Linked DNA regions of Homo sapiens: regions 1, 2 and 3 are each linked to region 4. A link is a loop called in an ENCODE intact Hi-C map of the cell type or tissue named here. Cell type or tissue: Caco-2. All regions are shown on one strand. Each heading gives the region's core, and the rest is flanking DNA. Links, peaks and the distances in the headings are about the cores only.

The links. Peaks named below come from ENCODE experiments on the same cell type or tissue, not always from the same donor. Only the 100,000 strongest peaks of a DNase experiment are listed, where the experiment ranks them.
Region 1: a loop joins it to region 4, with 3 times the contacts of the local background. A loop is called at or near these places in 31 of 110 quality-filtered maps.
Region 2: a loop joins it to region 4, with 6 times the contacts of the local background. A loop is called at or near these places in 10 of 110 quality-filtered maps.
Region 3: it touches region 4 in a loop (3-fold over the local background); 6 of 110 quality-filtered maps call a loop at or near these places.

The regions. Positions count from the first base shown.
Region 1 is chr10:112,966,548-112,974,499 of GRCh38, forward strand. All of the region lies in intron 4 of TCF7L2 (transcription factor 7 like 2), which reads left to right. Among named protein-coding and RNA genes, the nearest start is that of TCF7L2, 20 kb to the left of the region's middle. In Caco-2, for the core only: no CTCF peak of the experiment used is centred there; a DNase peak (open chromatin) is centred at 3,214.
Region 2 is chr10:113,068,999-113,076,950 of GRCh38, forward strand. All of the region lies in intron 5 of TCF7L2 (transcription factor 7 like 2), which reads left to right. Among named protein-coding and RNA genes, the nearest start is that of SNORA87, 28 kb to the left of the region's middle. RefSeq lists enhancers at 5,172-5,941, 7,252-7,845. In Caco-2, for the core only: no CTCF peak of the experiment used is centred there; a DNase peak (open chromatin) is centred at 4,803; H3K4me3 peaks cover 287 bases.
Region 3 is chr10:113,083,000-113,090,951 of GRCh38, forward strand. The region is part of intron 5 of TCF7L2 (transcription factor 7 like 2); the gene reads left to right. Among named protein-coding and RNA genes, the nearest start is that of SNORA87, 42 kb to the left of the region's middle. RefSeq lists an enhancer at 3,688-4,240. In Caco-2, for the core only: no CTCF peak of the experiment used is centred there; a DNase peak (open chromatin) is centred at 4,562.
Region 4 is chr10:113,015,019-113,022,970 of GRCh38, forward strand. The region is part of intron 4 of TCF7L2 (transcription factor 7 like 2); the gene reads left to right. Among named protein-coding and RNA genes, the nearest start is that of SNORA87, 26 kb to the right of the region's middle. RefSeq lists an enhancer at 5,248-5,785. In Caco-2, for the core only: no CTCF peak of the experiment used is centred there; DNase peaks (open chromatin) are centred at 3,853, 4,238, 4,923 and 5,232; H3K4me3 peaks cover 197 bases.

The DNA of each region.
Region 1 (7,952 bases), core at 1,166-6,165, 49 kb before region 4:
TCGGGTAGTGCTGGAAAATCTTATTGCCTGGGGTGTGGGAATTGTTGAGGTTGAATAGGATAGTGATCCTTATCTTGGTGTGGAAAGGCTGGCTGGGGCCATGTCACTGGGAGACTAGCCCAGACCAGACCAGCTGTTGTATCTTTACACCCGTTGCTGAAGTGCCCCTTGTTAGGCCGAGCAGTTCGTCTTTCTCCAAACCACCTGGCACGGTGCAGGCCATGTGAAGCTCTTTCTCAGGAGGAAGATGGAGTAAATTACAGAGCTCATTGTTTTGGAGGACTGAAACCATTACTATTCCTCCATGAACAGGTAGTATTGTTCTCTGCTTCTATTTGCTAAGGCTTGATGCCCATGTGGGCAAACAGAGAGACATTTTATTAGAGACCCAGCACCATGCTTTTGCAGTGTTCATTCTCCCTCAGTCTCTGCTAGACCCGCACAAGGCCAAGCTAAATGGCATCTAGCTGTAATTTTAGTTTGATCCTCAAAGGATAAATGGAAAAAGCAAAACCAAAGAAGCAAAGGGAAAAGAAGGGGAAAGCTTAGACGAAATGAAATTGTTCCCAAAGTACATTGGGGAGCTCATAATCTTTTCGCTCTGGATGTGGCATAGAGCAGATATGTTCCTTTCGCTCCATTCTCCAACTTAAGACTAAATGCAGCGTGATTGTCGGGGCAGAATTATTGTCCCTGGAAACTTAAAACTGTTCAACCTTAATAAATACTAGATTTCAATAGAAGCTGAGCTTGTTGCTCTCCTAAGCTACATCCTAAAATAACCCAGAGTACTATGACCCTGTGCATCACATTAGACTCATACGACTCATACTCTTTTCCCTTCCCATCCCTCCTGTAATCTCAGGACTCAGCCAAGCTCACTGTTTATATGAATGGCCTTGGGTGATTCTATAGACACGTCACTTTCTTATAAAAGGTTTGGACACAATAGCAGTTGCTATGTTTAGATCTTTCCTACTTTTGACAGCCTCCTAGCTCCCCTTGGTTTTGAAAAGACAAGAGCAACTCAGATGGCCACGTTCTCCCAAAATGGATAACACAAATGAAACTAGAAAGAAAATTAAAAGTTTTTTTTTTTTTTTTGAGACGGAGTTTCGCTCTTTGTTGCCCAGGCTGGAGTGCAATGGCGCGATCTCGGCTCACCGCAACCTCCGCCTCCCAGGTTCAAGTGATTCTCCTGCCTCAGCCTCCCGAGTAGCTGGGATTACAGGCATGTGCCACCACGCCCGGCTATTTTTGTATTTTTAGTGGAGATGGGGTTTCTCCATGTTGGTCAGGCTGGTCTCGAACTCCCGACCTCAGGTGATCCTCCTGCCTCGGCCTCCCAAAGTGCTGGGATTACAGGCGTGAGCCACCGCTCCTGGCCAAAAATTAAAAGATCTTTTAGAAAAGACATTGTTTTAAAATTCTATTGACTTTTAAAATGTTTTATTGAAGTATAATATACATGTAACATAGTACACAGAACTTTAGTAGAGAGTAGAGAGGTGGATGAAGTTTTCCATATGTGAACGTCCATGAAACCATTACTCAGATCAATATATATAGAATGAGGTTGGGACACCTTTACTGTCAAGGGCCAGACACTAAATGTTTTGGGCTTTTTGAGCCGCTCAGTCTCTGTTGCAACTACATTTGATCCTTGAATGGCACAACATGAGTTTGAACCACATGGATCCACTTAGACATGGATTTTCTTCTGCCTCTGAGACAGCAAGACCAACCCCTTCTCTTCCTTCTCTTCCTCCTCTTCCTCCTCAGCCAACTCATCCCAAAGACGGCAAGGATGAAGACCTTTATGATGATCCACTTCCACTTAATGAATAGTAAATATGTTTTCTTTATGATTTTCCTAATAACATTTTCTTTAGCTTACACTATTGTAAGAATACAGCATATAATATATACATAAATTATATATTAATTGACTGTTTATGTTATCGGTCAGGCTTTCAGTCAACAGTAGGCTATTAGTTAAGTTTTTGGGGAGTCAAAAGGTATACTCGGGTTTTCTTTTTCATTTTTTTTGAAACGGATTCTCATTCTGTCGCCCAGGCTGGAGTGCAGTGGCGTGATCTCGGCTCACTGCAACCTCCGCCTCCCAGGATCAAGCAATTCTCCTACCTCAGCCTCGCTAGTAGCTGGGACTACGGGTACCTGCCACCACGTTCGGCTCATTTTTTTGTATTTTTAGTAGAGATGGGGTTTCACTGTGTTAGCCAGGATGGTCTCAATCTCCTGACCTCGTGATCCGGCCATTTGGCCTCCCAAAGTGCTGGGATTATAGGTGTGAGCCACTGGGCCTGACCTATACTCGGCTTTTCAGCTGTGTGGGGGTTCGGTGTCCCTGGCCTGGGGGTTCAGGGGTCAACTGTACTCAGCGCTTCTATTGTGGTTTGAAAGCAGTCAATGATAAACCCAAAGGAATATATATATATTCCTTGTTGTGTCTCAGTAAAACTTTATTTAGAAAAAAACAGGCAGTGGCTGTATTTGGTCCCAGAGGCTAACTTCTGATAAAGAGCTCCCCAGAAGTCTACCTTGTTTCCCCCTTTTTCCAGTTATTTGGCTTCTTCCTCTCTCCCCTGCCCCCACTGAAAAGTCTGTTAGTTTTATTTATCACTGTGGATTAGTTTTACCTGTTTTTTGACTTCATGTAAATGGAATCTTATAGAATGTACTGTTTCATGTCTGGCCACACTCAGCATATGTCTGTGAGTTTCATCCATGTTATTTTGGGTAGCAATGGTTTGCTCTTTTTCATGGCCAAGTAGTATTCCACTGATGAATATGCTTCAGTGCATGCATCCTTCCTACGTTGTTGGATATTTGGAGTGCTTCCAGTTTTTTTGCGATTATGAATAAAGTTCTAGTAACATTCTCCCACACATCTTTTGGGGAAACATATATTTCCATTTCTGTTTATACACCAAGAGTAGACTTGGAGGGGCATGGGGTAAATGTGTGTTTAGTCTTGCACTGACCTTCTGAGAGAGACTTGAGTGCTGGATTTGAGTATTGTCATTGCAACAGGGCCAGTAGTTGTTAGGTATGTGAGTGATACGTGTAGGGTGAGCAGTAAATTTATCTAGGTGTGATCAGAGGCCAATTGCCCAAGCTCCGGTGCAGGCCCCTTCATGCAGTGATTTGGCCTTTGGCCCCAGCTCCTAGGAACTCCTCCCACTGTCTCCATTAACCTGGGAGGAGGACTAGCAGGCTGAATTCCAGAGGTGGACCCACATTGCAGATGTGTGTAAACAGAGCTGTCTCCCAGGAATGCCCTGCAGGTGATTGTAGATAATGTTTAGGCATCTCTATTGCCTTCATGAAGAAAGCCCTTCCAACACTCCTACTCTCAGCATTATTCCAAACCTATGAGCACTGTTGTGATGAAGGTCGAGACCCACAGAAGATGTTTCCCTTGGTTTTTGGAAGGGCTACTTCTGAGCCAATTAAGCCTTTGTTTTAAGAGCGTTTTGGCCAAAGGTTAATGTTTTAACACCAAGTCAGATGTGATTTAGGAAAAACCTCCACATGCAGCAAAAACAAACTGTGTAAACCTTTCTTGGTTGTTATTCTTTTTAGATTTGAAGTGGTTTGTGTGTGTGTGTGTGTGTGCATGTGCGCGCTTGTGCGTCCACACAAAGACAACTAGGAGAGGATCCAGAAGAAATGGACCATTTTATTTGTTTACACAGCTGAGGAGTGGATACTGTGCAGTGGGGGTTACTTTCCCTCTTGTTCTTATGCTTGCAAGTTCCCATCTGAGCTTTACCAAAGCCTAACCTTCTGCTTGGTCTTAGAACTCCTCCACCATGAATCAGTAAGGCCACCAGGACCCTCCTCCAGGGCCTGGGTGCTTTTTGGAGCCAAGGAGAGAAGAATACTAACTGGAGAGTGTCCTTACCCCATGTTGGCCACTTATTCCTGGATGTGAACTGGATGTTCAGTCTTGTCCGTGTCTTAACATTGTTAAGATTCCTGGGGTGCGTTGACACAGAGTCTATGTCTGTGTCTGAGCAGACCCTTCATACTGTGATGAGCATGGCCAGAAATTAGTACCAGCGGACTGGCCCAGCATTGAAGAATGAGGTGGCAGTGTTTGCAGGGCGCTTGACTTTCTCCCACTTCAGGTTTTTGATGAGGGTCTCTTGTGTTCTGGGCCTTTCCTCTCACCCATCACAAGTTCCCTGGCCTTCTTGTTTTCATGAGGATTTGCTCTCTTGGCTGAGCAGCAGATCCAGGCTAAGTGAAGAACTCCTGGAAACAGGTTCAGCCCTTGGTGCAGTCACTTCCTCACGTTTCCTTTAGAGCTGTAGCAGACTTAGGCTGTGACATTTCATGTCCATTTTCCACAAAGGAATGAAGAATTAGAGAGAGATCATTTCACTAGAGTAGTTTGATAGAACCTGTGGATGGCAGGTAACTTGCTCAAGAGGTTCATTGACTTGCTATGGTGATGAGTTTTAACCTAATTAGCTAATTTAAGTCCATACCTCAGAAGAATGTTCATTCATGAAAAATATTTGCATCTAATGTGTGCCAGGCCACTGGAGAATTCATCAGTGAGCAAAACAGACAAAAATCCCTTGCTCTCACCAAGCTTAAATTCTAGTGATATTTTAATATTAATTTTTAATATTTAAATTCTAGTGATACTGACTTATAAACACCCCGTTCCCAAACTGAGTTAGGTTTCCAGTGTAGTCCAGGAGTTAGATTTTCCTTTTCTTTTATTTTTTTTGAGACAGAGCCTTACTCTGTTGTCCAGGCTGGAGTTTTTCCTCTGCCTTGCTCTGTTGTCCAGGCTGGAGGTTTTTCCTCCGCCTCCCAGGTTTCAAGCGATTCCCGTGCCTCAGCCTTTTGAGTAGCTGGGATTACAGGTGTGCACCACCACACCTGGCTAATTTTTGTATTTTTAGTAAAGACGGGGGTTTCACCATGTTGGCCAGGCTGGTCTTGAACTCCTGACCTCAGATGATCCTCCTGCCTTGGCCTCCCAAAGTGCTGGGATTACAGGTGTGAGCCACCACGCCCGGACAGGAGTTACTTTTTTTTTTTTGAGATGGAATCTTGCTCTGTCACCCAGTCTGGAATGCAGTGGCGTGATGTCGGCTCACTGCAACCTCCGCTTCCCGGGTTCAAGCAATTCTCCCGCCTCAGCCTCCTGAGTAGCTGGGACTACAGGTGTGTGCCACCACACCCAGCTAAGTTTTGTATTTTTAGTAGAGACGAGGTCTCACCATGTTGGCCAGGCTAGTCTCAAACTTCTGACCTCAGGTGATCCATCTGCTTTGGCCTCCCAAAGTGCTGGGATTACAGGTGTGAGCCACTGGGCCTGGCCGTCATTTTTTTCTTTCCTTTTTTTTTGAAGCGGAGTCTCGCTCTATTTCCCAGGCTGGTGTGCAGTGGTGCGATCTCGGCTCACTGCAACCTCTGCCTCCTGAGTTCAAGGGATTCTCCTGCTTTAGCCTCCCGCTGGCCGTCATTTTTAATCAGGGTTGTGATTTTCAACCTATTGAAGTTTGAGAATTGCTGCCTTAGAGTCTTCTGAAACCAATCAATTGATCATTTATTGGCTGTCCCAGTCATTTTCACTAGCCAAATAAAAAGTGAGGGCTGGCTAAGTACTACATTGGGATAATATTTTCTTATTTTGAATGAGAAATTGGACTGCCCTTATGTTCCAGTGAGTTTTTGAGGCCTTTATTTTCCCATTCTTATGTGAAGACAGCCAGATACTTTTGCAAAGCTTGAGAAAAAGCATTTGTTTATGGAAGAGTAGCTTGGACAATAAGGTGCTTAGACTTTGGGGTCAGAGGCAATAACAGTAGTTAGTAATAATAGCTGCTTATGCTTATTGAATTCTCTTGAGGGATCCAGTGTTAAATGCTTTTTGTGAATTATTATTACTATTTTGAGACAGGGTCTCACTCTGTCACCCAGGCTGGAGCACAGTGGTGTGATCATAGCTCACTGCAGCCTCGACCTCCCTGGACTAAGGTGATTCTCCCACCTCAGCCTCTTGAGTAGCTGGGACTACAGGTATGCATCACCACACCTGGCTAATTTTTGCATTTTTAGTGGAGATGGGGCTTCGCCATGTTGCCCAGGCTGGTCTCTAACTCCTGAGCTCAAGCTCTCCGCCTGCCTTAGCCTCCCAAAGTGCTGGGATTACAGGCGTGATCCACCGCGCCCAGCATATGTGAATTCTTTATTGATTCTTCATAACAACACAGAGGGAAATTTGAAAGGTGTAGTTACTGGTATTATCACCATTATCCTCATTTTGTAAATGAGGAAACAGATACCTGAGATATTTTGCCCAAGGCCAATTAGGATTCAAACCCAGACAGTGTGACTAGAGAGAGATTGTCCTACATAGGCTTATGGTAACTATTGCCTGCTCAAAGTAATGCTCACAGTGGTCTAGGGGTTCCCTTACAGCAGTGGCTACCAACCAGCCTTCTGGGCAACACACATAGAAATCACGTGGGACCTGGTAAAAAGTACAGAATCCTGGGTTCTACTCCTTGGAGATTCTCATTTAGGGATTAGGTCAGTGTTTCACAAGCTCAAGTATCACCTGGAGGGCACCCGGAGAGCAGACTGGGAATCCACCCCCAGGGTGTCAGGTTCTGTAAGCTTGGAACGGGTCCTGACATTTGCAAGCTTTTAATTAATGCTGTGTTCCTTCTCTGGGGATAGCTCTTGGAGAACCACCGGACTAGGGCAAGGGTTCCCAGCTTGGACTGTTAGGTTATACTCACTCAGGAAGCATTTCAAACAATATTCAGCCCAGGCCCTGCCCTAGACCAACCGAGTCAGCATCTCTGGGGGTTGTGGCCTGTGCATCCCTGGGTTGCAAAAGCTTCCCAGCTTTTAGTGAGCAGGCCAGGTTGAGGCATCTGGTCTAGGGGATCCTGGAATCTGCTACCACTTCCCCACACTGGATGATTCTAATGCACACAGTCACACTAGAGAACAACTATTGTAAGCCTTTTTTATTGTTTAATTTTAATTTTATTTATTTATTTTTGAGATGGAGTCTCACTCTGTTACCCAGGCTGGAGTACAGTGGTGCCATCTCGGCTCACTGCAACCTCTGCCTCCTGGGTTCAAGCTGTTCGCCTGCCTCAGCCTCCCAAGTATCTGAGATTACAGGTTCTTGCCACCACGCCCTGGCTAATTTTTGTATTTTTGGTAGATACGGCGTTTCACCATGTTGGCCAGGCTGGTCTTGAACCCTCACCTCAAGTAATCTGCCCGCCTTGGCCTCCCAAAGTACTGGGATTATAGGTGGGGGCCACTGCACCCTGCCAATTTTTAATTGTTTTGTAGAGACGGGTCTCACCTTGTTGCCCAGGCTGATACAGTCCATTTTAATAGGCAAGGAAACAGGTGCATGGAGGTGAATGGGTTGGTCCCAGTTCTTACCACTTGGTGGACACGGGACAAGACAAGAATCCAGGAGTCCAGTGCAGCTATCTTTCAACACGGCTTTCTTTCTATCTTTCCAGGAGAGGTTATCATCTTGTCTAAGCCAATAGCAATTGGATTACATTGGCCAGATAAAATAAAACAATCTAGTTTTACCGTTTTTACTTATATCATTTTAAAACTTATATCTGTTTTAATTATATCATTGTATTTGTACGAGTTGAGATATTTGTATCTGTTCATTCTCCACCATATTAGGGCACTTAGTTCGGAAGAGGGCTGGTGAGGATACCAAGACAATGTCTGGTAGTCTTTAACTGGAACTACCAGAAAGAAAAAAACAACTGTCGTATCAGCCATACGTGTGCCTCTTATGGGCCACGGCAGGTGGGCCTCGAGGTCTGACCTATGGCAGTCAGCTGCTGGTATTTTCTTTTTTTTTGTTTTTGTTTTTGAGATGAGTCTCGCTCTGTTGCCCAGGCTGGAGTGCA
Region 2 (7,952 bases), core at 1,812-6,811, 54 kb after region 4:
AGCATCACCAACTGCTGTTCATCCTTGACATGGGTGTCCTGGGGTCAGGTGTTTCCTCTGGCCCAGTTAGCAGGGAGGAATGTCATATGGTTTAGAAAGGAGGGCCCAGGGCTGGCCGTCTCTTGGAGGGGCCCGGGATGGGGTACGCCCCCTTGGAAGGGGATGGTGGTTGCGGTGGGCGCTGTAAATGTTGTGTCCAGCTCAGAGGGTGCAACAGTGTCTGTAACTCATATTCTTTTTTTTTTTTTTTAGACAGAGTCTCGCTCCTACACCCAGGCTGGAGTGCCGTGGTGCAATCTCAGCTCACTGCAACCTAACCTCCTGGGTTCAAGCAATTCTCCTGCCTCAGCCTCCTGAGTAGCTGAGATTACAGGTGCTCAACCACCACGCCTGGCTAATTTTTGTATTTTTAGTAGAGACAGGGTTTCACCATGTTGGCCAGGCTGGTCTCGAACTCCTGACCTCAAGTGATCCGCCCACCTCTACCTCTCAAAGTGCTGGGATTACAGGCGTGAGCTGCCGTGCCCAGCCAGTATCTATAACTGAAGGCTGTTTATTTCTGCTTGCCTAACCCGTCCAGGAGGATGTGCTGGGGCCATCTGAACAACCATTGACATTCAGACATTATTTAGAAATGGAATTGGGAAGTGTTTAAAAGGCATAGACTAGTCTGGCCTTCTGCCCATTCAGAGACTGTGTATGTAGTCAGTGTACAGTGTATTCATTGAGGGCCCCTCGCTGGATGTTTCAGCCACTCCCTCACAGGTTCTCGTGTCTGCTTGGTACAGTTGAGATCTGCAAGAGCTGATTCATCGGCCTGATTGAGATTCCTTTGTAAAACCAGATATTCAAGAATACTAGTGGCAAGAATGCTTTGGTGAGCGTAAGATAGCGGCTCCCACTGGATCACATGGCTGGTCGGTGTCAGGGAGATCACTGTGGGAGGTAGCAGGAGTCAGTCTTTAAAAAAATTATTGGGCCGGGCATGGTGGCTCACACCTGTAATCTCAGCACTTTGGGAGGCCAAGGCGGGTGGATCATGAGGTCAGGAGATCAAGACCAGCCTGGCCAACATGGTGAAACCCCGTCTCTATTAAAAATACAAAAATCAGCTGAGTGTGGTGGCAAGTGCCTGTAATCCCAGCTACTCGGGAGGCTGAGGCAGGAGAATCCCTTGAACCAGTGAGTCGGAGGTTGCAGTGAGCCGAGATGGTGCCACTGCACTCCAGCCTGGCGACAGAGTGAGACTCCGTCTTAAAAAAAAAAAAATTTATATATATATATATATATATGAATTAATTAATTTAATGTTGCATTAACGAGTGGTATAAGGTTCTTAGCCCTTTGTCTGGTATCTGCTGGGTGTTCAGTATTCATTTCCTCGCTTTCCCTGCATATTTTGAGCTAATAAATGTTTGGGGACACCACTTTCCTGTAGAATCTCATGTAATCCCAAACAGATCCTAGCTGCTTGCTATGGCCCATCTGCGGGACCCGCGTCAAGGCTTTCCCATAAAGGAGAGCCCTGCGGGAATCATCATGTGCCAGGCACTGTGCTAGGCTCTTTAGGTGCATCTTGAAACTTAATCCTCGTGACATTTTGGAGTAGATACTATCATCCCCACAGAAGGTACTGAAGTCTCAAGCACATTAATAGCTTACCTAAATATTGCTAAGGGTCTTCCAGATGATCTTTAGGAAATTTTCAGCCAGGGGAGAGTGAAAGCTCTATTTGCTATAGTTAAAGCAAGGAACCCTCCTTCTTAAAAAATTATACAGTTATTGAGATATAATTCACATACCTTACAATTCATCCATTTAAAGCATGCAATTCAGTGGTTGTAGTAGATTCAGGAGTTGTGCGAGCATCGTCACAGTCAATTTTAGAACATTTTCATCACCTTCCACAAAACCCCCGTGTCTCCTAGTAGCCACTCCCCATTTTCCCTAAGTCCCACAGTCCTAGGCAACAACTAATATATTTTCTGCATCTATGGATTTGCCTATTCTGGACATTTCATATAGATGAAATCATAGGCCCGTGGTCTTTTGTAACTGACTTCTTTCACTTAGCAAATGGAAGGGTTTTTGATGGAATCTTAGCTCAGATGTCGCCCTAGGCTTGGCCTTCTGGAACTCACTGTTCTCTTGCTTCCTTCCACCCTGCCTCCCTACCCGCTTTGCTACAAGAAGACAGAATGTAGAAACCCCCAGTTGACTTTTTGAGTAGAAATGAGCCATGTTCTATTTAGTGGTAGAATGTTTGCTGGGTTAGCCCAGGACTTCAGATGGAGTGCTTCCTCCTTTTTAATACCTTGTGACTGCTGTGTTGGCAAGCAGAGGGTTAAATGCTGCAGGAGGACATGGGAGAGTTTTTGCTTTGAGGGTCCACTGGAGCAAGAGAAGCTTGAGAGTCTGTCTCTGAGATCCCAGAACAGACATGAAGATATGGTACCGATTCCCTTGGTGCTAAAAGGAACTCCAGGGGAATTTCAGGAAACCCCTCCTTTTCTCGTCTTTATTCTCACCCCGTCCCCCCGCCACCTCTCTCCCCAAGTTCACACTCAGGAGGGAGGAATCTTTTACCTTTTCCGTTCTGGGCAGCAGCTGTAGGGAATGTTATCAGTGTTGGGACTGGGCACGGGACCAAGCCTTCCTGGTGCCTGGACTGCAACCAAGCTGAGAGCTGACATGGCAGGGCGAGTTGTGTGTGAGTTGGCTGCCCCTAGGCTCATAGGCCTAGCACAATAGAGACCCTGTCAATGGAGGGACACTATCAGGCAGGTCACTATCAATGTGACAGACACTATCAGGCAGGTCACATTGGTGCAGATCCTTGGAGGACTCCCCCCCACCCCCCATGAGTGGATTCCTCCAGGTCAGGGGCTGGCTGGGACTGTGGATGCTGGAGTAAGTGGAATTGTGGGTGCACTCTGCTTCAGCAGTACTCTCCAAGGAGAATGATTGTTTTAATAAATTACTGTTTTAATAAGGGAGGTGGAAGAGCTTTTTAATCACTTGCTTTTTAAAAATTTTTAATTTTATTTTAATTAATTAATTAGTTTATTTATTTTTTGAGACGGAGTCTTGCTCTGTCGCCCAGGCTGGAGTGCAGTGGCACGATCTCGGCTCACTGCACCTCTGCCTCCTGGATTCACACCATTCTCCTGCCTCAGCCTCCAGAGTAGCTGGGACTACAGGCACCCGCCACCACGCCCGACTAATTTTTTGTATTTTTAGCAGAGACGGGGTTTCACCGTGTTAGCCAGGATGGTGTAGATCTCCTGACCTTGTGATCCTCCCGCCTCAGCCTTCCAAAGGGAGGGATTACTGGCGTGAGTCACCGCGCCTGGCCTTTATTTTTTATTTCTTTTGAGATGGAGTTTTGCTCTGTCACCCAGGCTGGAGTACGGTGGTGGGATCTCGCCTCACTGCAACTTGCGCCTCCCGGGTTCAAGCGATTCTCCAGCCTCAGCCTCCTGAGTAGCTGGGATTACAGGCGTGTGCCACCGCCTCCAGCTAATTTTTGTATTTTTAGTAGAGACCGGGCTTCACCATGTTGGCCAGGCTGGTCTCGAACTCCTGACCTCAGGTGAGCGTCCTGCCTTGGCCTCCCAAAGTGCTGGGATTACAGGCGTGAGCCACTACACCCAGCCAATCAGTTGCTTTTAAACTACTTAAATAAAAAGAGCCAACCCAAAATCTTGTGCATGCTTGGGAAACTGGCAGTGGAATATGAGAAGTTTTTATTTGTGGTGCACACAGGTGACTCGGGCTGTTGTGTATTGGTTCTTGCCTCGATCTGTAGCAAGCAATCTGTTGTTTCTTGCCTGCCTTTTGGGAAGAAATGAAAAAAGAAGCAGCACGAGTCTCCATACATCATGATTGTGATGGCACTGGGCCTGAGACCTTTTCTGCTGTCCAGGTAAAAATGTGAAGACCATGGTTTTGAGGTTTCTTAATAAATTCAGGTGTTAAGTGCCAAGTGATGCTCCCAGCCCCTGAGCTAGAGCAACTATGCTGTTCATGTCCCCAGGAATGGAAGTGGACCCTAGTTAGGTGCTGGTGGCCAGCCATGTGTACCTAGGGCAGGGCCAGGTCGTGTGTGTGTGTGTGTGTGTGTGTGTGTGTGAGAGAGAGAGAGAGAGAGAGACAGAGAGAGAGATAGAGAGAAACATAAAGGTGATCGGCACTCAGACATCCTGTGTGGTCCACCTCACTTCTCAAGCAGGTGTCTTTCCAGTCTACAACTCGTTGACCACAGGTGGAATTCATAAGCTCTGTTCCCTGTCCTGCTTGGGTCCTCCAGAGAAAGAAATGTTGAATTATCATCTTGGTGATGGTCAACTCTGAAAGCCTAAATTTTCATGATCACCAAAGTGTTTGGATTTAAAAGGGTGGCTCACTCCGTAATTCCGGCACTTTGGGAGGCTGAGGCAGAAGGATCACTTGAGCCCAGAAGTTTCAGACTAGGCTGGGCAACAAAGCAAGACCCGGTCTCTACCAAAAAAAAAAAAAAAAAAAAAAAAAAAAAATCAAAAAAATTAGCTGGGGGTGGTGGTGTGCTCCTATAGCTCCAGCTACTCAGGAGGCTGAGGCGGGAGGATCGCTTGAGCCCAGGGGTTTGCGGCTGCAGTGAGCTGTGATTGCACCACTGCACTCCAGCCTGGGCGACTGTGAGACCCCGTCTTTAAGAAAAAAAAAAAAACAAAGGTCACAAGACATTCTTGGCTCCGCCCTGCAGAGCTGCTTCCCGATCTCCTTTTTTATTTGCTTCCCAACCTGCGGGCCTCAGTGTGACTCACCACACCGGACTGCCTGGCCCTGCTGCCTGCCGCCCATCCTTGCGGCCTGGACGACTCCATGTGCGAGTTGCTGGCGCAGCGTCCAGAAAACAGACCACACCCCAGGAATGATGATACGTTATAGCATTTCTCTGCTCTGTAAGAGAGGCACCAGGGTCGTGTGCTGGGTCTGGGGTTTGTCCATTCCACATCCGGTGCTGCTGTTGACTCTGGTGTCGGCCGCTGGTGAGCTGGCTGTAGCTGGTCACCTCTGGGTGGTTTCTGGGGCGGTCGCAGGCTGACTAACACACCAAAGGTCAGCCAGGGTGTTGAAGCTGGCACCTTTCTTCCTGGAGCACAGACGTCATCTTGGATCTTTTAGATACTTGGACTTACTTTATGCAGAACATTCTGGATTTGTGAATTAGATGGACTCTTTATTATTTTGTATTTGGATTATTTCTTTAAAGAGATCAGAGATAAAAATATCATTGTTTTGCCAGTTTGCTACCACCAGCCCACACCCCTCTTCCCGTTGTCCAAAAAGGGGGTGGTTAGAGTTTTCTTGAGTGACTGGGCTATTATGATTAGCAGATTACTAAAGCTGTGTGATTTTAACAAGACGTAAACACATATGGGAACCCCTCCTTCCATATCTTGCTAATGTCAATTAGCAACATATTAATCTTGCTAATGTCAATCCTGTCACTTCATACATTTATAAATATTAGGGACATTTAAAAGAGTTGTCGGACTGTGCGGGACCTTGGCACACTGCTGACGGCTGCACACTCATCACTGCGGGGCTCATCACACATTGACACCAGCACCATATTTTGCTGGGTTTCCTGATCTCGGTTGAGTATTTGGATTTGAATGGGATGGTTTTAATGTTGCTACTGACTACTACAGTGATCCAAATAAACTTTAAAGCTGGGGCCTCCACGCCATAGGCAGATTTTCATACCAGTTGCCTTTACCTCAGTAGTTTTCAGCTGGGGCAATTTTGTTCCCCAGGAGACATCTGGATACAGTGTTGGTTGTAACAGCTGGGCAGGGGGTACTTCTGTCATCATCTCATGGGCACAGGGCAGGGATGCTGCTAGGGCAACCCCTCACCCTCCCAAAGAATTATCAAAAACATCAACAGTGCCAAAGCTGAGAAGCTCAGCTTTAATGTGTTCATTGAGCAACTAAAGAATAGACTCAGATATAGGAAAGTATTTATTTATTTATTTATTTAGAGACAGGGTCTGGCTCTGTTGTCCAGATCATAACTCACTGTAACCTTGATCTCCTGGGCTGAAGCAATCTTCTCACCTTAGTCTCCCAAAGCATGCTGGGATTACAGGTATAAGCCACAGTGCCCAGCCTGAAAAGAATACTTTAAATGGGCGGGGTAATGGTGGCTTATGCCTGTAATCCCAGCACTTTGGGAGGCAGAGGCGGGCAGATCACCTGAGGTCAGGAGTTCGAGACCAGCCTGGCCAACATGGTGAAACCCTATCTCTACTAAAAATACAAAAATTAGCCGGGAGTGGTGATGGGCACCTGTAATCCGAGCTCTCCTGGAGGCTGAGGCAGGAGAATCGCTTGAACCTGGGAGGTGGAGTTTACAGTGAGCTGAGATCGTGCCATTGCACTCCAGCCTGGGCGACAAGAGCGAAACTCTGTGTCCAAAAAAAAAAGAAAAAAGAAAAAAAGAGTATCTTTAAATGAATGGCAACCCAATTTGCAAATGTATTTTTTTTAATGTTGCCAATTACTTTATGTGTTTAAAAAATATCTTTCTGGTTTACTAGGGTATTCTTCAAAAAAAGAGAAAAGATTAAAGCTGCACAGACATGATGATGTAAAAGCTAGTAGCTTCTCAAGCTGTGAAAGGTCTGTGGTGCAGAGAATAGCTCCCTGTGAGCTGAATTTTGTTTGCTGTGGTGCAGCATGGGTTTAGATCCTACCTGGTTAGTGAAAGAGATAATGTGAAGTCATTGCATTTGCATTTGTCAAAATCCTAGTTTTCCACTTACCTAATAGTTTTTTGTTTGTTTGTTTGTTTCATTTTGTTTTTAAAGACAGGATCTTACAGCCGGGGCCTGTAATCCTAGCACTCTGGGAGGCTGAGGCGAGTTGATCACCTGAGGTCAGGAGTTCGAGACACACCTGGCCAACATGGTGAAACCCTGTCTCTACTAAAAATACAAAAATTAGCCAGGCGTGGTGGCACGTGCCTGTAATCCCAGCTACTGGGGAGGCTGAGGCAGGAGAATCACTTAAACCCAGGAGGCGAAGGTTGTAGTGAGCCGAAATCACGCCACTGCACTCCAGCGTAGGCAACAGAGCAAGACTCCATCTCAAAAAAAAAAAAAAAAAAAAAAGACAGGATCTTGCTCTGTCACCCAGGCTGGGATATACTGACTTGATCATAGCTCACTGCAACCTTTAGCTCCTGGACTCAAGCAATCCTCCAGCATCAGCCTCCTGAGCAGCTGGGACTATAGGTGTGAATTACCATGCCTGGCTAACTTTTTTATTTTTTGTAGAGACAGGGTCTTACCCTATTGCCTAGGCTGGTTTCGAACTCCTGGCCTCAAGTGATCCTTTTGCCTTTGCCTCCCAAAGTGCTGGGATTACATGCGTGAAACACCACACCTGAACTAGTCTTTTTGTTGTTGTTGTTAAAGTGAGAGACCCAGACCAAAATCATCTTTCTTCTCCCAAAATGCTAATTATTATTTGTTTTAAGTTATAGCTCCAGATTACCTTGTAGGATTATTCACATTTTCTTTCTAAATGCTGTTCTTGAAAGGAACCATCTATTGACAGTACATCAGAAATTCTATGGTTCCTTTATGACATTTCTGGGGAAGTAAATGAAAGGTGTAAATTAAGAAAAGCAAGTGTTTGCGGTTCCCACTTTAACCTTGTGTTATGTTAAGTGGCTTTGTTGAAGAGGGCTGTCACTGTTCTTGAAAACTTGGGAAAATCCATAGCAAGCTGTGCCATTAGTTGCCTTTGGGAGCACAGGATGTTTGATGTGAAAATTATATGGACACATCTAATTGGGTGTATTTTCACCCCACCAGATATCAAGTAAAGAGGTGACTCTTCCCCCTCCCCTGCATTTTTAGCTAAATTGTTTAACCTGAATTTCATGCTATTAAGAATTAC
Region 3 (7,952 bases), core at 1,538-6,537, 68 kb after region 4:
TGGTCTCTTTCTATGCTCATTCTGTTTTGCCTTCTGTTTGGAGCCTTGTCTTTTTCTCAGGTGAGGTCTTTGAGGGCTGAGGTAGACTTCATTTCTGCATGCCTTGAGTGCAGAGATGGTGATTACATTCCAACTCGTGCCAACTTTGAGCAGAGTGGCTGTGTGCTATGGAGGTAGTAAGGGAAGAGGGAGGTGCCATGTGTGACCTGGACACTTGCCATTCGTGACTCTAGGACACTGCCCTCCACATATACTGATAGACACACACACACACACACACACACACACACACACGTGCAAGTGTGGGCCCATACTCACACCTTGCCACTCACACCTTGCCACTCACACATGCTCACATTAAAAAAAAATAATAATGAGAAAAAAGGATTGCATACATCTGCCATGTGAGTGATGATATCCCGGTCTGGGGAGGAACTGGGCTTGTCTTTACGATAAAAATGGTAGCTTATCTGGAGCCCTGATGGCAGTTTCTTTGCCTTTGCAGTAAGTTGACAGTGTATTTCAGATGTAATTAGTTCCCATCAAAGTTACCTCATCTTCAGAGGTGAGAATTATCGATGGTGCATAAAGCTGGATCAGTGTGACCTGTAAAGACCTTACCTGTCTCCAAGGTTACGCGTGTGTACGTGGGGTTGGCTGGTTTGGATGGTTGCTCTTTGTTTTTTGGCATCCTTGTGTGTGAATACATGATAAGAAATATGAGGATGTTACCTTCTCACCAATTTTTAAAAATTGTCAGTTCAGTACTTTGCTTTTTTAGTGGAATGGCCCTTAGCAATATCCTTCTTTTAAATGGATTTCTTATTGTTCCAAAGATGTGGCATTTCCAAAAGAAAATTCTTCCATTTATGCATAGAACCTTGAACTCTAGTCTTTAAAAATCTAGGCTTTAGTTTCAGCTCTTTTTTAGCTGTGTGGTCCTGGACAGGCCCTTTTACATCTAGACTTGGAGATTTAAAGAAAATCATAAAGAATTAAATGAGATGATTTCTAAGACTCATTTCATTTTAAAACTCTGATCTTTCAGAGACGCACAAATCCATTCCCTCTTGCTGTGGAGGAGAAAATACATGAAAATCTGAATCCATATGCATTTGTCAGGGTTCTCCAGAGACATAAAACCAATAGGATGTATGTGTTTATATAGAGAGATTTGTAATAAGGAACTGGCTCACCCAGTCATGGAATTCCATAATCTGCATCATCAAGTGTCATGGTCTGTAGCTGGGAAGCTGGAGACCCAGGAGAGTCCATGGTGCAGCTCTAGTCTGAGTCTAAAGGCTGGAGGACTGGTAGAACTGATGGTGTAATTCCTTTTCAAAGGCCGGTGGGCTGGAGCCCAGAGATGCTGCTTTAGCTCAAGCCCGAAGGCAGTTACTCAGGAGGATGCCGGCTGGTTTGGAGGAAGATCAGCCTTGTATTCTGTTCAGGCCTTCAGCTGATGGGCTGAGGCCTGCTCACATCAAGGAGGACCATCCGCCTTACTCAGTGAATGTTAAACTTATCTAAAAATATCCTCAGAGAAACATCCAGAATAGTGTATAACCAAATATCCGGGCACCTTGTGACTTAGTCAAACTGACACATAAGGCCAGGCATGGTGGCTCACACCTGTAGTAATCCCAGCACTTTGGGAGGCCGAGGTGGGCGGATCACTTGAGACCAGGAGTTGGATACCAGCCTGGCCAACATGGTGAAACCCGGTCTCTACCAAAAAAAATACAAACATTAGCCGGGAGTGGTGTTGTGCACCTGTATTCCCAGCTACTCGGGAGGCTGTCACAAGAATCGCTTGAACCCGGGAGGCGGAGGTTGCAGTGAGCTGAGATTGCACCCCTGCACTCCAGCCTGGGTGACAAAGTGAGACTCTGTCTCAAGCCACCCCCCCCCAAAAAAAAAAAACAAAAAACCCTGACACATAAAATTAATCACCACCAGAGTTTTCTGAGGCAAAGAGGAGTAAAGCTGTTGCCTTTTTCTTCTTGCCTGTGAGGTTGGTTGAGATTCTTCTAACAGCCAACAGGTGTTGGCCAATGTTACTCTGATTGACACCTTTCTTTTTTTTTATTCAGGTTTCCCTCTGTCACCCAGGCTGGAGTGCGGGGGCACAATCATGGCTCACTGCAGCCTTGATCTTCCAGGCTTAACCAAACCTTTCACCTTGGCCTTCTGAGTAGCTACAGGCCTGCACCACCACATCTGGCTATTTTTTTTTTTTTTTTAATTTTTAGTAGAGACGAGGTCTTGCTATGTTGCCCAGTCTAGTCTTGAACTCTTGAGCTCAAGCAGTCCTCCAGCCTTGGCCTCTGACAGTGCTGGGATTATAGGTGTAAGCCACCACACCCAGCCCTGAGTGACATTATTTCATACAAAATTCTCATCTCTGGAGGCCTTTGTATTTTTAGGGGTTTTGTTTTTCAAATGCTTTTTACCTCTTTCTATACTTGTTCATTTTTAAATGTTTCCTGGCAGAGCAATTAGTATTTTCTGGCTTACTAGGTGCTATTCGATTGCATTAGCGTTTGAATATTACCCAGCTAGTTGTGGAGTGGGGCAGTAAGCTCATAAAGAAGCAAGATAATGGAATACACAAATATTACTACGACTTTATGGGTGGCATACCTTGATTCTTGATCCACGTGGCTGTGTTCAGATCTGGTTAGCACACATTGACATCAGGGGCTGAGCCACCAGTGAGAGTCAAACCCAGCAGCCCTGTCAGTCTACCTTCTCTCTTGACTTGATCCAGCCTCATAACTTCACTTTCCGCAGGAGAAACACACCTCTTGAGGTCCTCTGTCACAAATAGGCAGTGTTTCTGGAGAAAGCCAGGAGGCAGATTTTAGTGCTGTTCAGCATCTGTGGTCTCTACTTTCTGGATCTGGTGCATTATGGAGACCATGAAATGACATGAAATAGCTCAGTGCTGCCAGTGGCGGTGACAGGGACACTAGAGGTGAAGGAGGGCCCTTGGGGCAATTCCAGCAGGTGGGTGGTGGCTGAAGGTCCTTGTCTTCTTTCTGCAGAGACTGGCCACCTGCTTCATTCTTTCAAGAAGCACCAAATCCCTACTTCAGTACTTTGCCCACTCGTCATGTCAGGAGCATGAAACTCACGAGGCCTTCATTTACTTTTATCCTGTAACACCTTCAATTTTTCCCACATCCTCCCTTGATTCGTGGATGGACAACTATGGAGGCCAATCTGGCTGAGGTGAGGACTGCTTGAGTCTAAATTCCTCTCTCCTCAAACCCAATTCAAACTGGCCTGAGCAAAATGAATGTATTGATCCATAACTGAAAAGTCCAGAATGATCAGGCATCAGGCATGGTTGCATCCAGGGGCCCATGTATTAGAACCATCTCCTTCCAGTTCTGGGCTCTGCTTGCCTCCCAGTTGGTTTTACTGCACAGAGGCTTATTCAAGTCCAGAGAGATCTTATCTTTCCCTACAAGTCTGTGACCTTGATTCTGAACCTGCATCTATGGGAAGGGCTTGCAGTGTCTGAGTGAGCTTGGACTGTGTAAACTTTCCCACTTCTGAAGCTGGGGGTGGGGTTCACTCCACTAAGCTACATGGCTCTAGAGTCAGGGGGTTGCCCCCTAAGTAACTGGCAGTATTGTTACCAGAAAAATCATGAATGGACACTGAGCAGAAAACTCAGCAGATGTTTATTTCCTGGTCTTTAGGATTTGTTGAAGAGTTTTTTATTTGTTTGTTTTTTAAGAAAGACTCAAAAGGAAAAAAAAAAAAAAACTATAGTTATTTTCTCATGATATAAAAAGATTCTGTAGTTGTATATACATTTGAACTTTTTGTAAGACATCTCCTACCCCCCTAAAATTGGAAGTCATTTATTAAGACTTTGTATTCTGTAAGAGGATTGGAAATGAATAATTAAGAACATTAAAGAGGAAAGCAGGGGGTGGTGGGAAAGTGTGGTCTTGAGGGGGTAATAAACCTCCTACAGGCCACACACACACAAGAAAAAAAAAAGGGCAATAAGTGTAGCCCAGTAACATAAGGTGGGGAATAAGGTTAGGGGTAAGGTTAATTCTACAAGTTCAAAGCCAGTAGCCCCTGATGCGCTGTTGGACGTGAACTATAAATTTGGCTCTGAGGTTCCCAGGCATGGAAGAATATCTAGATCTGTACAGAGAGGTTGTGTGTGTGTTTAACATTTCCATAATGTACAATTTCCTCTAAGAGTAAAGGCCATGAGGAAATGCCCGTGGAAGATAAAGGAGACCATGTGGTCTGTGGCAACCATGGATACATTTCTTTCCCAACGCATTCTCTGAGGCACTTTGGTAACTCTGCCTCTTTGCTCTCAGCATTGTGTTAGAAAATAAAGCCAGCAGACAAGGATTAAACCCTCATGTTGCTGGGTTCCTTCTAGAAACAATTGGAGGGCTAACCAAGTCACCTTTGGTGGAAGGCAGTAAGGTGAGTCATTGCTGTGGCTGGACTGAATAGGATAGCCTTAGCTGTAAAATTGGGCTGATCTTTCAAATGGACTCATGCTTGCCGAATGACTCACGCTCCTGTTTACAAATCAGCTCTGTGAAGAAATGCAGAGTGGGAGGCTCTGCTTGCCAGACGGAGACCTTAGACCTCCAGGGGTGGAGAACGGAGTACTTCCTCTGGTGCTCGGCTTCCCTTCCTGGGGGCAGATCTCTCAGCTTCTGGTTGGTGGCTCTCAAAATCCAGACACAAGGTCAGCTGCAGCCAGCGTGGGCCCTGGAGTAGCTCCAGTTATGGGGCAGCAATGGCCCCCTCTCATTTTGAGAGCTCACTTTGCCTGTGGATGGTTTTAATCCATCTGGATAAACTTGAGGCCCATGGGAATACCATATACTATGGTAACCATGTACACTGCTCTAAAGATGTGGCTGCTGTTGTATAACTTTTTCCTTTATTTTTGTCAATTTCCTATTTTCCAGAGTCTTGCATACCCACTATGTCTACTGTGATAGTGAACGTAAAAACATACAAGATGTTGGTGTTATCCTCAATCTCTTATTCTTAATCCTGAACAAATTACATGAAAAAATCGTTCATGGAGTTTTTCTTCATATAAAACTTTTTACAATGAACATAAAGGGCATAGCTATTTCTTTTTTTTTAAAAAGAAACGTAGAATATTATTTCTTGGTTGTGAAATCGCCCTTCTTGGACCCCAAGTTGTTTTTTACAGCCCTAAATTCTCTTGTTTATAGAGCCTGTTTATAGAGCCATAGACAGGCCAATGGGTCTCTACAGCAGGCACCTGCATGAGTTGACTGGGACCTGAGCTATATTCCCCCTCTGCCATTTACTAGCAGTGTGACCTTGGGCATGCTCCTTACAGTCTCTGAGTCAGTTTCCTCCTCTGTGAAATGGGCATGATACTACCTACCTCATAAGGTAGGGGTGAGGATTAATGGAGTAAGAGGCACACTCCTGTCCAGGGCCCCAGACAGAGTAGGCCGTCAGTAAACTGTAGCAGCTATTGTGATAGGGTTTGAAATTCAAATTAACGCATATTTCTTGAGCACCCAAGGTGTGTGCTGCTGGATCTTTCAAGGGGTCCAGAATTGGTAGTATAGTTGCTTTTCTCAAAAGACTGTCGCCTGGCAGAGGAAAAGGTGTTAAGGTATGAGTGAAGACAGATCAGCCAGACATGGTGCCGCTTGCCTGAGATCTCAACACTTTGGGAGGCCGAGATAGGAGGATTGCCTGAGCCCAGGAGTTCAAGACCAGCCTGAGCAACATAGCAAGATTCTGCCTCCACAAAAAAATAAAATAAAAATAAAAAGATTAGCTGAGTGTGGTGGCGTGCACCTGTAGTCCTAACTGTTTGGGAGGCTGAGACAGGAGGATTGCTTGAGCCCAGGAGTTTAAGTCCAGTCCGGGCAACATAGCAAGACCCCATCTCTTAGAAAAAAAAAAAAAAGATCAGCTCCCCAAACAGCTGAAGTATTAAGTGGAACCATATGTAATTGTATTTTTGTAGGACAGAAATATCAGCAATTTCACATAACTAATAGATTCAGTAAGGTAAGTTGAGAGAGAAAATGCTAGCTAACTGGTTCTTGAGAGGCTCAGAGGAAGGGGAGGCCATGCCCATTAGGAGAATGGTGGGTAGGGGTGGGAATACACAACAGGAAGGCTGCCTGGAGGAGGTTGCATTTCAGATGTTCCTAGAAGGGACCCTGAGCTGGATGGCAGGGAAATAGGAGAGTTCTGATTTGTGCTGGGAACTGTAATCCCTCTATCATGGAGCTTCTATAGAAATGTGGGTTAGGGCAGAAAGGAAGGCTGGGGGCTGTGTGTGCCTTGGTGACGTGTCCCCCTCGCTCCCGAGCCTTACTCTGTTCCCCTTTCTTCCTGGCAGCAGAGCCCCCTCCCTTGCTGCACTCAGGGACATGACTGTCAGCACTTCTACCCCCCCTCAGACTTCACTGTCAGCACTCAAGTCTTCAGGGACATGAAAAGGAGCCACTCCTTACAAAAAGTTGGGGAGCCCTGGTGTATTGAGGTAGGTCTCGGAGCAGAATCACGGTATGAGATGAGCTAGCTCTAAAATGAAGCCGCCCACCCAAAGTTTACCTCTCTCTAGGGCAGGGCCCATCCACTGCGATCCCTGAATTCTTGTTGGGTCACTGTCATTTTGGGTGCCATGATGTCTGGGTGTGCTGACCGCTGATAGGGATATCATAGCCATAAAAACGCCTGTTTACAAGGAGAGGGTGGAGGGTGGTGCTCGCATGACTCCAGGATGCCTGGCTCCCAGTGAAGGCCCTCGTGATCCAGTGCCACACGTAACTTCTGTGAAAATGAGGAGCACAACATTATCCCATTAAACTTGGCCCCAGGAAGTGTCTCTTGGGACTCTTCACAGTTCACAATGGAGGAGAAGTTACCACCTCAACTTTGCCTTCGTTACTAGTAATTTAGAACTTAAAGATTTTCTTTTAAAATTCAGGGTGCTGGAAAATGCCCACTTTGCCTCGACAATACCTACCTGAGGCAGCCGTGAATGGCTTTACTCGCAGATGTTGCTCTCCAAGGACAGGAAGCATTGTTAATTTCCTTTAAATAATTCAATACAGTGTCAATACCCCACACTGCTCAGTGCTTGGGAGTAACAGTTCTCTTCAAATTAATAGTCCTGAAGAAAAAATAACACCTAGAACATGCTTTTATCTTCAGAAAAGCAAAAGTCAATGCAGATGAAAAATTTTCAAGGAACTCTTAGGTTTAAACAGCAAATGATTTAGTACTAGTGTTAGCTTTTAAAAAAAGAAAAGTGAATATTTATGAACCAAATAATAAAGCCTCTGTCTTTAAAAACATTTATTGTATACCTATTGGGTGCTGTGCTATGTGTTACAGCCACAGGGACAGAAAGCAGTGCCTCCAGCAGGCAGAGACCTGGAGTAATACATATGTACATAAGTCTTGCTGTTGGAGAGACAAAATGTGGAATAAGTCATCTTTAAAAGTTTGTTCTGGCGTAGGAAGTGATGAATAGCCACATAAGACAACTAGAAACTGTAAAAATACATAAAGAAAATGTAAATACCTATACTCTTATTACCTATTGATAATCTCTCTCTCTTTTTTGAGATAGAGTCTCGCTCTGTTGCCCAGGCCAGAGTGCAGTGGCGCAATCTCAGCTCACTGCAACTTCTGCCTCCGGTTTCAAGCGATTCGCCTGCCTCAGCCTCCCGAGTAGCTGGACTACAGGTGCGCGCCACCAAGCCCAGCTAATTTTTTGTATTTTTAGTAAAGACAGGGTTTCACCCTGTTAGCCAGGATGGTCTCGATCTCCTGACCTCGTGATCCGCCCGCCTCGGCCTCCCAAACTGCTGGGATTACAGGCATGAACAACCATGCCTGGTCTTTTTTATTTTTTATTTTGAGACGGAGTCTTGCTCTGTCTTCCA
Region 4 (7,952 bases), core at 1,816-6,815:
CTACTAAAAATACAAAAATTAGCTGGGCGTGGTAGCGGACGCCTGTAAGCCCAGCTACTTGGGAGGCTGAGGCAGGAGAATCTCCAGAACCTATGAGGTGGAGGTTGCAGTGAGCTGAGATCACACCATTGCACTCCAGCCTGGGCAACAGAACAAGATTCCGTTTCAAGAAAGCAGAAACTCTGAAATTTTTGCCTGTCCAGGCCACATCAATCCCATTCCTCTGCTGTCTCTGCAGGATTCTGTGAGGAATAATTAGTTAATGTTTGCAGAGCACTTTGAAATCCTCAGATGAAAGGCACCGGAGAAGCACAAAGTATTATTATTTATTATTAGCTTGCCCCAGAATGGAGGCGCATGAGGCCCTGGCAGCTCCCTGCCTCGTGCCAGGTGTGATCCTCCTGCTGGGCTTTTCCTGCCTGATGAGCTTTTTTTTTTTTTTTTTTTTTGAGATCAGGTTCAGCTCTGTCGCCCAGGCTGGAGTGCAGTGGCATGAAAACAGTTCACTGCACACAGCTCACTGCACTGCAGCCTCAAACACCTGGGCTCAAGCAATCCCCCTGCCTCAGCCTCCCAGGTAACTGGGACTATATACTACAGGCATGCGCCACCACTCCTGGCTAATTAAAAAAAATTTTTTTTTGTAGAGATGGGGGTCTCACTATGTTGCCCAGGCTGGTCTCAAACTCCTGGGCCTCAAAGATGCCAAAGGTTCACACCTTGGCCTCTCAAAGTGCTGAGATGACAGGCGTGAGCCACTGTGCCTGTGCTCAATTGATTTTCTTTATTAAAGAAACATGGAAGAAAGTGAAGGATGAGAATCAGTAACGTAACGTGTGCTTCAGATTGTGGACAAGTGATGTGAAGGAAACACATTGGTCCCACTGTGGTGACAGAGCAGGGGTTTCCTTACCTGGCAAGGTTGCGGCTGCCATTCCTTGGGGTCTGGGGTTAAGACCATCTGCCTGAGGGTAACGCAGTAATAAATCAGTACTAAAGGGCGTACTAAAGTACTGTATTGCTAGGCTAGGCCATGCTTGGTGTATTTTTTTTTTTTTTTAATTGAGACGGAGTCTTGCTTTGTTGCCCAGGCTGGAGTGCAGTGGTGTGATCTCGGCTCACTACAACCTCTGCTGCCCAGTTTCAAGTGATTCTCCTGCCTTAGCCTCCTGAGTAGCTGGGATTACAGGCACGTGCTACCATGCTTGGCTAGTTTTAAAATATTTTTAGTAGAGATTGGGTTTTGCCGTGTTGTCCAAGCTGGTCTCAAACTCCTGACCTCAAGGGATCAGCCCACCTCGGCCTCCCGAAGTGCTGGGATTACAGGCATGAGCCTGGCTGGTGTATTTGTTTTAAATTTAAAGTTTACTAAATTTAATGATATCTGGGGAATCAGCTTGCTTCCTGGGGATCTGGATGTACTTGAGGTGAGAGGGTGGGGATTCAGAATTATCCTTTCTATCGCAGCATGTTCTGGATTGATTCATGTAGGTCTCAAGTGTGTGTAATATTTCATTTCTTTGTGCAATTTTGGCATGCCGAGGCGGGCACCCTGAAGCTCCGGCAGAGCCTGGAGACAGAGTGGGGAGCTCTCCGCTCTTTCCCTTCCTTCATCCCAGCTGACTTCGACTGGAATTGAATTCATCAGCTGCTGGAGAGTTGTTTTATTTGCCCTGCTGGTGGAGAGGGAGGAAAGGAACATCATGGGGCCAGGCTTTTTTTTTTTAAAGGAAAGATTTGATTTACTTTCCCCCTTAGTAGCATGATGGGCACCTGCACCCGCCAGCTAATCAGAAGCCACTGTCCCCTGAATGCCTCCGCTGCCCACCAGATCCTGACAGCATCCCACGCGGGAGCACTCTCGTGTGCCCCTGGCAGCTTCTGCTGCCTGGCAGTTCTCTAAACTTGCTGGTGTCTCTCTGCCCGGAGGCTCAGAAACCCAGAGGACTGACCACTTCTTGAGGCTCATGTCCAGTTTGCAAAGAGCCCCCAGCAAGCAGAGAAGGGGATTTTTGTACCAGCGATATCTCTTCTCCACTCCTCAACACACTCCTTTCCACTCTGTCTCCTATAAACATGGAACAGCCAGGAATACTCAAATCCTAGCCTGTCATGAAGCCAAAAATTGATAGAGATCTACTGTCCAGAATGATTTCTTATAGTGACCCTGTGTTTAGTTGGTAAGACTTTCTTAAACCATGAGGGATTCTGGTCCCACAGGGCAGTAATATCTGGGGCAGAGCCTGAGACTTTTCTCATTGATTTCCTCTGTGAGCCAGGAGTGACTGCTCTGATGCAGGGTGCTGTGTGGTTGGTAGAAGCTGGCGTTATCCCATTTTACCCACGAGGAAACAAATGACCAGTGGTGGAGCGGGAGCTCAGCATCCCATGTGCCCACTTCCTCCTCGGGTGGACTTTTCACCTGCCCATGCCGTCTTCTTTGCAAACTTTACTGCAGTGACGGAGACATCTTTAAATACAAATTCTTGGGGGAACCCTGTGTTCCTTGGCTGGAGCCTGGCTGGGAAGGAGGAGGGAGCAGAGGGCTCTCTTGGGTGTGGCCTATTGCAGTTGAGCCAGGGAAAGGCTGGTCCACTGGAGACACCCTCTCTGGTCACCGCAGACTTCCTGCCCTCCATCCAGTGTCCTTCTACTTGCAGGATGTGTGCCCAGCAGAGAGAATCTCTGAAGCCATGTCATTATTGGGATAACATTCCTGTCCCAGTCACCTTATTTCTCAGAAAAAGGACAATGGGAAACAAGTTTTTATTGAATCCTATGCTGGGCCTATTAATGGGGTCTCTTACTTTTCATAGCAGCACTGCAAACAGAGTTACGTTTCTATTCATTTTATGGATTAGAAAGCTGAGATCCAGAGCGGGCAGATGTAAACCTGGGGTCTTTAAAATGCATCCTTTTTGCAAACAAATAAACTTAGTGTATTAAAAGGGCTGGAGAGAGCAGAGTAAGGTAACATTTGGGTGGTCAGCATGTAGTTCTGGGTCCCCACAGTGGAGATGGCACAGTGCTGGGTGCTGGGGGAACTATGGTCACTAAGAGACACTGAATAATTTAATGCATGCCCCTGATTCCATCACTGACTGTTGAGGTAACACATACATTTATATTGTCAGTGGTGGTGATGATTACATGAGCTGCGTAAAGCGTTTGACCAGTGCCTGCACATAACATAGTAGGTGCTCAATAAAGATCACCCACTCTTAAGAGGTGGGAGGAGGTGAAGTCATCTTTCTGGGGAGTGTTGCCCTGTTGTTCTCTGCTGCATTCTTTCTGTCCTTTGGGCTCCGAGAATGCTGGGTTGGGCAGTGTGAGTGGTCTTCTCAGGCCTCTGTGACATGTTGCTTTCATGAAAGGTTCCCCTCTAGCCAAAGACTGAGTGGTCCTTGCAGGCTTTCTCCTGAGTCCTTTTTTTTTTTTTTTTTTTTTTTTTAAAGACAGAGACTCTGTTGCCAGATTGGAGTGCAGTGACGCGGTCTCGGCTCACTGCAACCGCTGCCTCCCAGGTTCAAGCAATCTACAAAATGCATCTATAAAATGATGCATCAGCCTCCTGAGTATTTGGGATCACAGGTGCCCACTACCATGCCTGGGTATTTTTTTGTATTTTTAGTAGAGACAGGGTTTCACCCTGTTGACCAGTTTGGTCTCAAACTCCTGACCTCGAGTGATCCGCCTGTCTTGACCTCCCAAAGTGCTGGGATTACAGGCGTGAGCCACTGCACCTGGCCTCTCTCCTGAGTCCTTTTGTTTGTGCCTGCTTTGGGGATTCCCTCTGGCTGGGGTGGACTGCCGGGATCTGTTTGTCCAGTGTACATTTCCTGGTCACCTAGCACCGGCCAGCTGCGGTGCTGGGAGGAACAGGGCCTGGCTCTGGGAGGCAGCTGGGAGAGTCAGGAAGTGAAGAAAGTTCTTGTGGGTGTGATGGTGGAAACCCAAGCAGCGTCCAGAGGGAGCACAAGAGGGAGGGACAAATCTTGGGAGGGTCCCGGGCCAATGGGACCCAGTGTAAGAAATTGCACCTGTCCTGGCAGATAGAGAAGGTGGAAGCAGTGAATGGTAGAGCATCCTCACTCTTCTCTCTGCCAGCAAGCACCTTTGGGGAAGTCCTCACGGACAGGAATGTCGTGTGTCTTGGCTTGAGATGTCAAAGAAACATGTTGGACACACCATGGTGACAGAGCAGGAGTCTCTTAACCCCGGCGTGGTTGAGGCTGCCGTTCTGGTGGGATCTGGGGTCAGTCAGGGGTTAACAGTCGCTCCTGCTTGCCTGATTGACACAGTAATAAAGGCAGTGACACCAAACTAGGTCTCAGGAATGTGTCCTCGTTAGAAAGACTCACTAATGGTTGTGGGGGGGTGGCCCATGAGTCCTTCTGGGTGGTGGCGAGAAGTAGGGGACCCTTTGGGCTTTGCCCTTTTTGGTCATAGGACTTCACTCCACAGACATAATTGAACCGTTGGGTTTCTGCAGCCAAATTCAAATGTCACCAATCTTGGTCACCCCTTTCATCTCTTGGGTCCTCTGTAAGTTATAGCTATCTGATAGTTTACTGAAAAATAAACTGAAAATATGTTTTAAATTGTACTTTCGATTTAAAATAATGTTTAGAGACAAAAAAAAAGGGTCCAATCCACTTGGAGAAAAGCATTGTCAAAGGTGGTTGATTTTTTTCTTTTGCTGTTTTAAAGTGGTAAGTGGATGAGTGTTTTGGATATATTGATTTTTCAGGTGTGCAGGCGGTCACATGAACAGCTGACATTTTTTTTTTTTTCATGTGGACTTCAGCCAGTCTTGACACCTGCCCCTTAACGAAAAGTAAACCATCGCCTTGTTTGACAGTTTAAGTGCAGTGATACGGATGGAGGCAGGTTTACGTTATGTTAAAGGCTTGACAACCCAGAACCCCCCTGTTGGTTTCTTTGTTGTAACCTTTGAGCCGGTGGCCTGCTGAAATGTCACCTTTGCCCTTCTTTAAAAGCAGGAATAATAGGTGGTGAGTGGGTGGATGCCTCTTAAAATACTGGAAAGTGCTGTGGCCCGAGGGTAAGCTTTTTAGAAGTGAGTGTGTGTGTTGTGTTGTTTTAATTAATGAATCTTCTGGGCCTGAAGATAATGAGGTCAGTGAGGGCAGCCATGCTGCCTCACAGCTCACCTTAGGGTCCTTGTTGTCCAGAACGTGCCTGACCTACTGGAGGGGCCTGGGAATGCTTCTTTGATTGACGTGGGTAGGAAGACAGATGTGGCGGCCTCCATGCTGATGGGAGGCAGCTGGGAAGAAGGTCATGGGCACCATCTCAGGAGTGGCAGAGCCACCTCCCCCTCTCCTCACCCCGTGTGTCTGGATTCTTCCAGCTGTGTGGTCCTTCTTCCTGCCTGGAAATGAGCATCCTGCAGAGCTCGGCTCCTGTTCACACCCTCCTCCTAACCCCCTACTCTCCCTCTCCCTTTCATCCAGGGCTGGAGGACCAGATGGGCTTTACCTGATGGAGTGTGCTTTGCTGACATGGTGCAAAGAGCCAATTCCTGGTTGCAAAGAGGCAGCTGGGTGCAGAGGCGGGGTGCATTCCTGTAATAATAATAACTTGTGTTTTTATAATACTTTACAGTCTAAGTACTTTTCAAATACTTGACCTCATTTAGTTCTCACCACAGCCCTCTGAAGGGATATTACTATTACCTTCATTTTATAGATGCGTTAACCAGGGCTTGTTTTGGGAGGTAGAGGGGGTGTGAGGGGGACAGAGGGGAGGGAACCAGTGTTGAATGAATTCTGAGGCCCTGCCAAAGCAGCCAGCTAGCTAGGTGTTGTTTAATGGACTCTTTGCATCTACAGAATGAGGGAGGTGGGATGAGGGGAAATTATTTCACAATAACTGAAGGTCGGAGAGACTAACTCTCTGCTCATTGTCACACAGCAGTTGAGTGCCAGCTGGGATTTGTCACCCAGGTCACCTGACTCCTAAGCCCTGTGATCGTTCTCTTCTGTCTCTAGTATACCCAGCATAATGCCCGGCAAAGTGCTGGCATCAATAAATATTTGTCGAATGTTAAATGAGGCTTAAAGAGAACCATTCATGCTTGGCACAGGGGCACAGTGAGACAAACATGTTTCCTGCCCTCGTAACCTTCGCTTCCAAATTCTGTGACCTTGGGCGGGTTGCCTGAGCTCTTTTCCAGCTCAGTTTCCTGAAAACTCATCCGGAAAATGGGTAAAATATCAGAGTGCATTCTGTATGGTAAGACTGCAAATGTTAGATGATTCTGCTACTTATTATTGTTTTCTTTTTCTCACCACACACCTTCCCTTTTTATGTACACCTCCTAGGAAGTAAGTTTCTGATAACATACTGCATTGTTGGATAACAGCAACAAAAAGCACTTCCTGACATTATTGCCCAAATCACCAAATGAGGCAATTACCAACTTTGGAATAAGAATAGCAACGGTGGTAAGAGCTGACATTTCTTGAGCGCTTGCCATATGCTGGGTGTACTACTATAAGCTGCTGCCTGCAATTATGATTTGGGAACAACTCTGAAAGTAGTTACCTCCCATTTTATAGAAGAGTAAACTGAGGTTCAGAGAGGTTAAGTAACCCCCCCAGGGTCTCTCAGGAAGTAGTTGGTGGCCTGGGATTCAAACACCAGAATTGGTCTGACTTCCCACTCTTTAAACCACACTCAAAACTGAACTCTCCACGTGTGTGTGTTCTGGGCATTTTCGCATCTCCCTTGGCTTGTTGACAGCGTGGACTTTTGCTTTCCCATTCTCATAGAACATGGCCAGTGCAGGAGGAGGAAATCCACACTGGTCTTTGGACTGAACCAGAGGCTGGCGATGGTCCCGAAACAGGGTGCCAAGTGGCTGACCCTTGTTTTTATGCCTTGCGCTGGTAAGCTTGGGGCACCAGGAGTTCTTTGAATTTCTCTTTCTTGACTGTCCACGCCTTCTTTAGGCAATCTTTTAACAGGCTATGTTTTAAATCTTATTGACATCTCTGAAGAAAGAGGAGGAAAAAAAAATCAAGACATGGCCTTAGAGAAGTGACAGGTTTTCTTTGAGATTTTGTTTTCTGTTTTCCTTTTTATTTTGTGCACATTGCAAAACCTCTTTGGGATGATGATTTCGTGTGGTTTCTTGGTAGCCCTTGGGCAGCTGCTGCCAGGTTTCACCCAAATGCATTGTGACCCCCTGTTTCGTGGGACGGCTTTGCCTCCACATGGCTGATTGTGCTCTGTGTGTCCGCTGTGGGCAGAGTGTGATTGTAAGAATCAGAATTCTGCTGGGCTTGCAAGCATTTAAAAAATCTCTATAAGTTTGAGAACTGGTTGGAAGGGAGAGATGCAGCGACTTAGAACACCCGGCCTGCAGCTGAGCTTCCGTGTGCCTGGGAGGAGCCCATATGGAGAAACAGGAAAATTCCACTTCACCAGAAAGCTGGGGAAATGAGTGGGAGTAGGGGCCAGGCTGGTTAACTAGGAAGACTTTTGGTCACTCTGCTTTACTTAGCCTAAAGTGTTCATTTCCCCCTTAAGCGGTGGTTAATACGCGTATCTGCAGATTTACTTTTTGGATGATTTAAAATCTTGCAACATCTCAAGGGATTGTATCCTGATGATACTGATTATATTAATAACAAGATAATAGCTTATAATATAATAGCTAGCAATTACCAAGCACTTACCTTACACCAGGTACAATGCCAGGCATTTGATCCTTACACGAACTCTGAGAGATGGCTGTTTGTATTCCCATTTTACAGATGAGGGAAGCTGTGCTGAGAGAGGTGAGTTCATTTGCCCAAGCTCACCCACTTTGAGATGGTCTGCTTTTATATCCTCTTAGCCCAATTCTTTTGGATGTCAGCACTTGGCATGTATTAGGCACTGGATAAGTGTTTTGTTGAATGAACAAAATGATGGAACTTGGA